2 separate regions of the Homo sapiens genome follow, and region 1 is linked to region 2. The links are chromatin contacts, found by Hi-C or POLR2A ChIA-PET in ENCODE. All regions are on one chromosome and are shown on one strand. The core of a region is the stretch at or near the end of the contact, and the rest is flanking DNA. Distances in the headings are between cores, read along the strand shown. Region 1 holds the start of ZMYND19 (zinc finger MYND-type containing 19). Region 2 overlaps EHMT1 (euchromatic histone lysine methyltransferase 1).

What was found. Hi-C counts contacts between places; a loop is a spot of excess contacts on that map. ChIA-PET counts read pairs that join two places held with the same protein, here RNA polymerase II (POLR2A). Pooled maps may share reads with other maps.
Region 1: a loop to region 2 is called in a pooled map, with 2.6 times the contacts of the local background. The contact joins the promoter of ZMYND19 here to the enhancer-like site in region 2. A Hi-C loop is called at or near these places in 1 of 168 maps with a recorded cell type or tissue (G401) and 9 of 50 pooled maps. POLR2A ChIA-PET finds 5 or more read pairs at or near these places in 2 of 52 experiments (HEK293 and Panc1).

Annotation. Positions count from the first base shown.
Region 1 is chr9:137,588,521-137,593,434 of GRCh38, forward strand. It overlaps ZMYND19 (zinc finger MYND-type containing 19), which reads right to left and starts at 1,992. Exons shown (of 6, transcript NM_138462.3): 1 at 1,693-1,992; 2 at 139-198. The coding sequence starts at 1,743. It overlaps LOC124902318 (a long non-coding RNA gene), which reads right to left. Exons shown (of 3, transcript XR_007061885.1): 2 at 4,285-4,350; 3 at 2,519-2,588. RefSeq lists enhancers at 1-37, 38-555, 1,078-1,127 and silencers at 1,398-1,447, 1,498-1,607, 1,888-2,277, 2,468-2,537.
Region 2 is chr9:137,693,768-137,699,085 of GRCh38, forward strand. The region is part of intron 1 of EHMT1 (euchromatic histone lysine methyltransferase 1); the gene reads left to right. Among named protein-coding and RNA genes, the nearest start is that of EHMT1, 77 kb to the left of the region's middle. RefSeq lists an enhancer at 1,766-2,450. Within about 2 kb of position 1,944, at least 4 of the 41 ENCODE cell types and tissues checked have a DNase peak (open chromatin) inside an H3K27ac peak, as active enhancers do.

The sequences.
Region 1 (4,914 bases), core at 742-3,241, 110 kb before region 2:
CAGGGCTCACAGGCCAGCACCAGTTGTCCACTTGTGGGGCCGCCTGCTCTTGCAGCACAGGGGAGAGAGCTCGTTCCTCGTGACCCTCCTGGGCACTGACCACGAGCATCAGGGGAGGGAACAGCCATCCTTACTTACCTCAAAGGAGTAGCTCTCCACCAGCGGGATGTCCTGCTCATCGATCAGCGTGTATTTGGTCTGGAAGTTAACCACATGTTTCAAATCATTACATTTGGGATCTGCGTGAGGTGCAGTAACCTTATAACCAGAACAGGCAGGAGCCTGTTGCATTTTCCTGTGAAGTGGAAAGTAACTACAGGCCTCTTCAGACCAAGACAGCTCAGCACATGGGGGCCTCATTCCACCGTTTGGGGTGGTGCAGTCTACGACAAAACACAGGCAGACAGGTTAAAAGCCAGCTGCCCACTTTAGTCTGCGCCAGAGGAGCTGGTATCAGGCTTCATCCTCGCAGGGCTAACCCCAACAGTGGCACTGAACATTCAACGCACCAATAAACCTAGGCAAAGACTGTTTCACTGAGCTGAGGGAGGGGCCGGGGCTGAGGCAGAAGAGCCAGAAGGTTTTGATTAGGGTGTGTTTATTAAGCTGAGCTACTCACTGATTACCCTTTTTAGCTTTTTGTCCATCTGAAATGTTCCAAAGAAAAGCTGTAAGGGATGACAATGCCATCATGGGTGGAGTTAGAAGGGGTCTCTGGTCTCCGACCTGACTGGAGAGCCCACCCTTCCCTGGTGGAAAAAAGCCTCCTCCCCAGCAGGCCCTGCCTATGCTCTTGCAGCAGGGGCAGGAAACAGGAACAGGTCCCAGAACGGGCCAGTCTCCCTCTTGGCAGTTTTTCTTCTGGGATCTGAACCTGTTTTACCTGACGCCGCCTGACACTGCCTCGGCTCCTCTCTCCCACCAAAAGCCGCAGCCGCTGGTGACGGGAACAGGGCTCCCATCCGGGTAAGGACCCTGGCTGGTGCAGCTGCACAGGTGGCTCCGAGAAACCGCCAAGCCTCAATGCCCACAGGTGCCATGGAATCCCCAGCCTCAAACGTGGAGCGTGGGGGCCAAGTAAGAAGAGAAGTCGAGGAAGGCCCTGAGTCTGCAGCATCAGGGCCCAGGCTTCTTCCTCTCTGCTCCGAGTCTGAGGCTCAGCCTAACGTGGCCAACCCCTGGCAGCGTTAAAACGAGCCTGAAGCCCTGCTGAGAACTGGGAGGCACAGAAGAGCCCACACCAGACCCGCCTCGGCGAGAGGTGTGGAAGTGGCGCTGCCTCGGAAAGGGCGCTGTGTTTAAACCGTGTGGCCGCACTGGCAGCCCGGACGCCGCGCTAGGCCCCGGATCGCCGACACCACTGGGAGGGCTCCGGGAGAACGCGGCTCGGGCTCGAGCCACGCATCTCCGCACCCGGCTCGGGACAGGGCCGTGGCCTCCACCTCCGGCAGGGCAGGGCCGAGGGTGGCCAGGTGCACCCCAGAGCCGAGGGGTGCGTGCCCGCCGGCCTGCGAGAGGAAGCTGCACCCGCGCGGGGCCAGCAGCCGGGCCCGCGCAGCGTCCCCCGCCCCGCTGGGGCCCATCCCGGGCTCCGCGCCCCCGCCCCGGCCGCCGCCCGCACAACCGCCCCCGGCCCCGCGCGGAGGCCTGGACGGGCGAGACGGGCCGGGTCGCGGGCTCCGCGCCGCTCACCTTCCCGGCCACCCGGCCGAGCCGCACGATACCCAATTTGAAGTCGGTCATGGCCGGGCCTGCGCTCTCGGCCGGCAGCGCCGCTCCCTCGGGAGGCGCCGAGCGGGGGCCGGGGCGAGGCCGCGGCGCGCCGGGACAGGACGGGACCGGAGCCGGGGTCGGGGTAGCAGCCAGGCGGGCTCCGGGCGGGACGAGGCTGGGCCGGGCTCGGGCCTCCGCCGCCGCCTCGCGCCCGCCGGACCTGCCACGCGCCGCCGCCGCCGCCGCCACCGCCACCGCGCGCACCACAGCGAGCGGAGCGGAGGGGCGGGGCGCAGCCCCGGACACACCCCCCGGCCCGCCGCCGCTCGGCCAATGGCTAGGCGCGCACGGCGCCGACCGGCGCGCGCCGCCCCGCAACAACCAATAGGAGGAGGGCGAGTGCGCCGGCGCTCTGGGGAGCGGGGCGAGCGCGGGGGAGGGGCGAGGCCGGGGGCGGTGCCTGCGCGCGCCGACGTCAGTTTCGCGGGAAGCTTTGTGCGGGCAGCGGCGCCGCGCCTAGAGGGGCAGTGCGGAGTGTGGCTGGGGACTCGCGCCGGGTCCGTGGAGCTCTGCGAGCTGGCTGCTTTTCGCCTCCCTTGCGGTAGCCTCCGTAAGCTGTTTCCCGCCGCCGTCCTGGCCCCGAGCGCGGAAGGAGGAGGTGGACGGAGCTCGTGCGGGGCCCTCTGGGCGGGCGGGGAGCGGGCGAGGCGGGCTAGGAAGAGGCCGTTGCCGCGGGACGCGGGTGTTTCTGGAGAGACAGCGGACGCCCGGCCCACGCGACCCGGAGGGCGCGGCCTCCCGCGCAGCCTTCTCCGAGCCGCCGGCTCTTCAGCCTCGGGGGCGGCTGACCTCCAGAGCAGCCTGGTCCAAGGCGTCTGGAAACGGAACTCCAGTGAGGCCCATTAGGCTCCGCGGGAAAGCCGAGACCCGCTCAGGGAGGGACTGGGTACGCCGTGGTGGGCAGCGTGGCTCCCCTGCAGCCTGGAGCGAACGGGGCTAGGTCCTGCGTCCTGCTCCGCCGGTGTCCAGTCGCCCGTGAGGAGGCCTCACCCTGCCTCAAGGGCGACTCCTGCACCTGAGGAGCTGCACAGGCTCCTTTCTGGCTTGCTGGGTTCCGTTTTCTTTTCTTGCTTTTTTTTTTTTTTTTTTTGAGTCAGAGTTTTGCTCTGTCACCCAGGCTAGAGTGCAGTGGCACGATCTCGGCTCACTGCAGCCTCTGCCTCTCGGGTTCAAGCGACTCTCCTGCCTCAGCCTCCCGAGTAGCTGGGACTACAGGCACGCGCCACCATGTCCGGCTAATTTTTGTATTTTTAGTAGAAGTGAGGTTTTTCCATATTGGCCAGGATGGTCTCGAACTCCCAACCTGAGGTGATCGGCCCACCTCGGCCTCCCAAAGTGCTGGGATTACAGGCATGAGCCACCGTGCCCCAGCCTGCAAAGGGTGTACATGAGTGAGCCCAGACGTTCCATCTCTGGGTCCCCTGGTACTTGCCAGTACCCCAGACACCCTAGAGGACTGAAGGGGCTGATGAGTCCTGGCCTGCCTGAGACACACATTGGGGTTCAGGCTGGGCCTTGCTCAAAACATGCCTGTCCGACCGCGCGCGGTGGCTCATGCCTGTAATCCTAGCACTTTGGGAGGCCGAGGCGGGCAGATCACGAGGTCAGGAGCTGGAGACCATCCTGGCTAACACGGTGAAACCCCACCTCTACTAAAAATACAAAAAAAAAAGCCGGGCGTGGTGGCGGGTGCCTGTAGTCCCAGCTACTTGGGAGGCTGAGGCAAGAGAATGGCTTGAACCCGGGAGGCAGAGCTTGCAGTGAGCCGAGATCGTGCCACTGCACTCCAGGTTGGGCGACAGAGCGAGACTCCGTCTCAAAAAAAAAAAAAAAAGTACCTGCCCTACCAATCTCAACCTCATGGAGTTGCAAGGGTGTGATGAGATTATGAGCAACTGCTTTGTGAAAAGAAGTGGAGCTTGGTGGGTGCTCCCTAGGGTAGTTGAAAAGCACTGGTGTCATAGTCCAGGTTCCCCCAGAGGTTGACTTGAAATGGATTCGAGTCCAAATTTTGTCCGGGCCTGGTGGCTCATACCTGTAATCCCAGCACTTTGGGAGGCCGAGGCAAGTGGATCACCTGAGGTCAGGAGTTCAAGACCAGCTTGGCCAACAGGGTGAAATCCCGTTTCTACTAAAAATACAAAAATTAGCGGATGTGGTGGCACACACTTGTATTCCCAGCTACTTGGGAGGCTGAGGCAGGAACATCGCGTGAACCCAGGAGGCAGAGGTTGCAGTGAGCCAAGATTGTGCCACCACACTCCAGTCTGGGCAACAGAGTGAAACTCCGTCAAAAAAAAAAAAAAGTCCAAATTGTTAGCTTGAGAGAAGACCCCAGGAGACACCAGCAGGAGAGTAGGGGTGTGAGGCAGGGAAGGGGGTGCTACCAGTCCAGTTACTGTAGCAGGCGCTTGTGTAGGAACCATCCTCAGAGTCCCTCCCCGAGGGCCAGGGGAGCCAAGGCATTCACCCTTCACCCTGCTGCAAGGGGACCCAGCATTCACCTCTCACCTTGCAGTCATTGGTTGGAGGCTGTTCCTGGCAAGGTGACTTCTTGGCTCCAAAGCCGAGAAAGACCTGCAGGTGTTGACACAGCGCAGTGCTGCGGGCAGTGCCCAGCTGGCTTGGGAACTCATACCTGGTCCACCACAAGCCGGCTGCTTTATCTACACATTCTACCCAAGTATGAATGTGGCACCCCTGCCTCTGTGTCCTGCGAGGGTGGAATTATGTAACGCTGGGGCGGTGCTTCCTCTCACTGCAGCTTCCCTCTCCCAGGGGCAGGCACCTTAAAAAGAAGCCCTTGACTCCCCCATCCCTTTCCAGCCACTGCCTCATTTTCCTACTTCCCATCCCAGCAAGAGTTTTTAACAGGTTGTCTGTACTTGGCGTCTCCTCTTATCTCCTAGTTAATTCGTTTTCTATCACTTTATAACAACCAACCACAAAAGAGCACCCATTATCTCACGGTTCTGTGCATTAGAAGTGCAGGTGGGTTTGACTGGCTTCTCTGCTGCAGGTCTCAGGGCTGAAATCAGGGTGTCAGCTGCCTCAGCTCTTAGCAGGGGCCCTAGGGGAGACCCGGGCTACAGGCTCCTTCAGGTTGTTGACATTCATCACATGGTTGTATGAGGTCTCCGC
Region 2 (5,318 bases), core at 694-3,193:
GGCCGATACCCCCCACACAGTGGCGCAGGACGCTGGCCGATACCCCCCACACAGTGGCTCAGGACGCTGGCCGATACCCCCCACACAGTGGCTCAGGACGCTGGCCGATACCCCCCACACAGTGGCTCAGGACGCTGGCCGATACCCCCCACACAGTGGCTCAGGACGCTGGCCGATACCCCCCACACAGTGGCGCAGGACGCTGGCCGATACCCCCCACACAGTGGCGCAGGACGCTGGCCAATACCCACCAGGCGATGGTGCTGGACGCTGGCCGATACCCCCCACACAGTGGCTCAGGACGCTGGCCGATACCCCCCACACAGTGGCTCAGGACGCTGGCCGATACCCCCACACAGTGGCGCAGGACGCTGGCCGATACCCCCACACAGGGGCGCAGGACGCTGGCCGATACCCACCAGGCAATGGTGCTGGACGCTGGCCGATACCCCCCACACAGTGGCACAGGACGCTGGCCGATACCCCCACACAGTGGCGCAGGACGCTGGCCGATACCCCCACACAGTGGCGCAGGACGCTAACCGATACCCCCCACACAGTGGCGCAGGACGCTGGCCGATACCCACCAGGCGATGGTGCTGGACTCTGGCCGATACCCCCCACACAGTGGCACAGGACACTGGCCGATACCCACCATGCGGTGGCGCAGGACGCTGGGACTGGAGGAGGCGCACAGCTGAGGCCGGCTCCGTGCCCTTCTTCCTGCCTGTGAGGCAGTCTCGTTGGTCGGCAGTCTTGTTGGTCAGCAACCTTGTGGTTTCTGATAGGTTCCATGAATTTTCATCTTAATTTGCTCCATATTAAACTCAGGGAAGGAGTAGATGTTTTCCAGTTTCACTTGGGCGGGTAGAGGCTGTAAGTCTCCACAGGGCTGTGCTCTGAGCCATGTGCCAGTCAGCAGCCCAACCATGGTGGAGACGCGCCTAGCACACAGGCAGGAGCTGTTAGCAGGAGGCTGGCGAGCAGGTGATCAGGCGCGAGGCCTCGGGGTGCCCTTGACCCGGCGAATCTCCTGGAAGGCAGGCCATCAGCTCGGCAGGCCCAGGAATTTGATGTTGCAGGTAAACCAGATTGTCAGAATTGTACTCTCGGTCTTGAAGGAGATGGTAGATAAACTAGAGCATCAGCATATTAGTGGCGGTAAGAACGGCAAGTAGCCGTTTCCAGCTTGACTGCCCTTAGAGCACATACCCTCTGACCTCACACTCACCAGTTATGTCAAGGCACCCGTTCTGGTCATGGCTACTTTTTGGTTTTGGACCTGAAAGACTCTAAACAGACAGGTTTTGGCTGATGGGAATTTGGAGTTTTTGGGGTTTTTGCAGGCAGGTGCTCACACCCTGGGCACCTGGATTACCGGCCGCCCGGCCCTGTGTGCCTCCCCTCGGCACGTGTTTCTTCTGTAAGGAGCACTTAGACTGCTCACGTTCCTGGTTTGCTGATCTTCTCTGTTGGTCCAGTTCCCTGAGGGTACAGACTACAGCCGTTGAGCCTAGGCCTTGGTGGCAGGTGAGCCCCAGAGCTTGGATTGCTGTGAGATCTGTGTGTCGGGCCTGTGCTGGGAGCATGGACGGAGCCCTGGAGCTGGGGTTTGCTCTGACCCCTGCTGGCGAGGGGAAGAAGGTCAGGACAAAGAGCATTGCTTTCCTTGTCTCCCGCCAGGGACTGCACTGCCCTGAAACTCGGTGGCTGAAACAACAATCATCATTTGTTATCCCTTTGAGGGGACAGGAATTCAGACGGCACAGAGGAGATGACTTTATTTTGGTCAATGAGTCTCAGCTGGAAGACTCGAACATGGGGGTGGTGTTAGTGTGGGCTGCGTCCTTCCACATCTGGTGGCCAGTGCTAGTTAGTGGGTTCTTGGCTAGGGCACCCATGTGTGGCCTCCCGGGTGGCGTGGGCCCCTCACACACAGTGGCTAGGCAGCACAGAGCAAGCTAGCAAGGCAGAGCTGGGTTGAGGCCGCCGTCTGTGTCATGGGCTGCCACTTCAGCCACATACTTCAGGTCCACCCAGGCAAAGGAGGGGGATACCGACCCACCTCTCGATGGTGGAGTCTCAGAGTACTGCTGGAGGCACATGAGGGACTGGCAGATATTTGCACTGGTTTTGCCATCTTTGGACAAATGCCATAGCCGAAAGAACTGGACAAAGGCAGTAGTAGGGACGGGGCCACCTTTGATTGTCTTTCTTTGCAGAGAGGCTCAATCAAGGGTTAAGCAGCAGATGGAAAGGGAATCTGTCCTGATATTTTAAAATCCCTTAAATGTAATTTCTGGGGCTACTTTGGATATTAATTGTTTTTTTCCAAATTTAGGAACCAACTCTCCTTTTTCTGCCAAGGGAAAAAACAAAAAGACAAAAGAGGGAAAAGAAAATCTCTCAGATATTGAAAGGATTCATTCTTTTTCTCTCCACCCCTTTCGATAATTAGCTGGTGAAATTGGTATGTGGAAAATGGTTTAAAATTAGGGGGCGGGTAGAGAGTGCTCTTCATCTCACGAGTTTCCTGGACCGAAGTTGCTTCCCATCTTGGAGAAGCCGTTTGGCATTTAAAGTTCCTTCTTGCTGCTGTTACAGTTCCCAAGGAGAAGACAAGTCTCTCTTCCAGATCCTGGGCTTTCCTAAAGCAGAAGGGAGCAAATGGCAGATTGGAATGTGACATTTTTCTTATTTTGACTAGAATAAAGAAAAATCTCCACTGTTAGGTAGAGAAGGCAGTCTTTTGTGTTGGTTGTTGTGAAATGACGTTTTTAAATGTTGATAGCGTGTAGGATAGTCCAGTGGACCAATGTATTTTCTTGAGGGGGAGAAGGACCTTCCTTCTAATAGTCTCCCCCAGGTTGTGAAAGGCAAACATCAAGTTCAACTGTAGAATCACGAAGATAAGTTTAAAGAGACCGCACAAGGGTTTTTCCTTCCATTTTCTTCATGTCTTGCCGTCATGGGGGTATCTTCAAAGCTCGGGTAGGTAATATGTGAAAGTTGACACACCCCTCCCAAAACACAAATGGCAAGGTGGAAGTGTGTAGAGGCCATGCTGGGAAGAATACCAGATCAGTTCCAGGGGAGCATGCCTGCGTCTTCCTTCCTTTCCTCCTGAGCTTGTGTGCTTCTCACTTGTAGTTGTGCCTTCTGGTACTTCTGACCCAGAGGCACAGGACCCCAGAGCAGACCACAGAGCTGGCCCTGTGAAAACAGTGCAGAGACTGGGTGTGGGGACTCACACCTGTGATCCCAGCACTCTGGGAGGCTGAGGCGGGCGGATCGCTTGAGGTCAGGAGTTAGAGACCAGCCCGGCCAATGTGGTAAAACCCTGTCTCTACTAAAAGTGCAAAAATTAGCTGGGCATGTTGGCATGCACTTGTAATCCCAGCTACTTGGGAGGCTGAGGCAGGAGAATCATGTGAACCTGGGAGGCAGAGGTTGTAGTGAGCCGAGATGGTGCCACTGCACGCCAGCCTGGATGACAGAGTTTGTCTGTTTCAAAACAAACAAACAACCAGTGCAGAGTTTGAGATCCATGTGCCTGATTGTTTTAGCACTTGACCTCCATGTTTCTGTGGGGGTCTCTGGTTCCAGGGCAGGCACTCCTGGAGCTCATTTGCCCTGAGGGAGATCCTGCTCTGCCCACTGGGATCGGCCGGCCTGGCCTTGTGCTCACTGCACACAGGGTCATACAGTTTACCTAGCATACTGTTTGAAGATTTTTTTGAAGCGGTTTTAAATTTCTGGTAACTTTAAAGATTTTTCTTTTAGCCTCATGTAGAAGGACACTTTTTGTGGTTAAAATCTTACTGTTGAGATTAGAAATTTTTCCTTTGGATCATTTACATTATATTTGGTAAGTTAGAGTGAATATGTTGATAGAATATTCATTTCCAAAGTAGTTTTTATTCTTGCATCCTTGTAAAATAAAGCCAAATTACAAGAAGTCTTCAGTAATTTGTTTAGTCTAAGAAAAGAACAAAGCTTTCTGGAAAAATGAGCAAAAGAACCCTGAGATAAGATGATTATATTTTCTCCCCGTTAAGTTTTCCGTTCAGATGATTCTATCCATACAGCTCCTTTTTTGTAGTTTGACTTTTTGAGTAAAATGTGATTGCATATTCTGGTCCAAAGGGAGGATGGCACTGTTGTGAGGGCAGCGTGTGAGGGCGGCGTGGCTCGCGGAGGCCTCACTCCCCACTGTTGTGAGGGCAGCGTGTGAGGGCGGTGTGGCTCGCGGAGGCCTCAATCCCCACTGTCGTGAGGGCAGCGTGTGAGGGCGGCGTGGCTCGCGGAGGCCTCACTCCCTGGCTTTCACTCCAGCCTCCTGGTAGCATGCAGAGACACAGTGTGGAAACGGAGGCCACTGTCACAAGCGCTGAGGAGGATCATTATTACTGGTTTGTTGACAAAACGTGGACGCATTTTGTCTTATCCAGCATGTTGTAGAAAAGCAGGGATTGCCGTGGAAACTCCACACTTTGACTAGGAAAAGAAATGATCACTTCTGAGGTAACTGTGATGTAGATGTATTATTGTAGACATGGTAAACTACCTTATTAATCTTCACCTCATGGTGGTATTGACTGGGCGGATTGTAAAATGCCATTGTTTGCTCTGTCTTTGATAAACATGAAGGATCAGGTGTCATCTCTTTAGTGGGTGAGAAAGTCTCTGGAAGACCATTGAAGCTGCCTAACACCAGGTATCGCTGAAAGGATTTTTAAAGCTAGTGAGCAGGTTGCCAGGTTGTTCAAAGGTAGAGTGGGCAGGGAGGTGGCTGGCTATCCCCAGGGCCCAGATGCAGATGGGCAGGGGTCCTTCCTGCCAGCCTGGAACCTTAGGTGCACCCTCAGTCTGTTTCAGGGTCAGGCAGGGCCTAGGTTTACCAGCAGCCATGAAACCATTGAGTCTTTTCTTCATGACATACCAGTGGCCAGTGTCGCAGTCAACACAGTTCCATTGGTTCTTTTTCCTATCTCTTTAAAATTTAAATTTATAAAATTATTTAAATATTTTTATGGGCTTGTCTTTGAATAATTTTAACAGAGATTATCCAAAATATGTCTAGTCCTTATTTGTCTTTGAATTTTAGGAATCTTATAAAGGGCAGTGTCTCAGTTTCTATGATCTTTCCCCCACTATACATTGTTTATTTAAAAAAAAAAAAGTCAGTAGTTTGGTAGAAATTGATGGGGCAGGAGGCCACGCACTGGGAACCTCACCTGCAGGGTGCAGGGTGTGCCCTATTCTTCGCCTGTGGGGGATGGTGCCTCATCTCTTAGGTGGGCTGCTGGTGCAGGTGC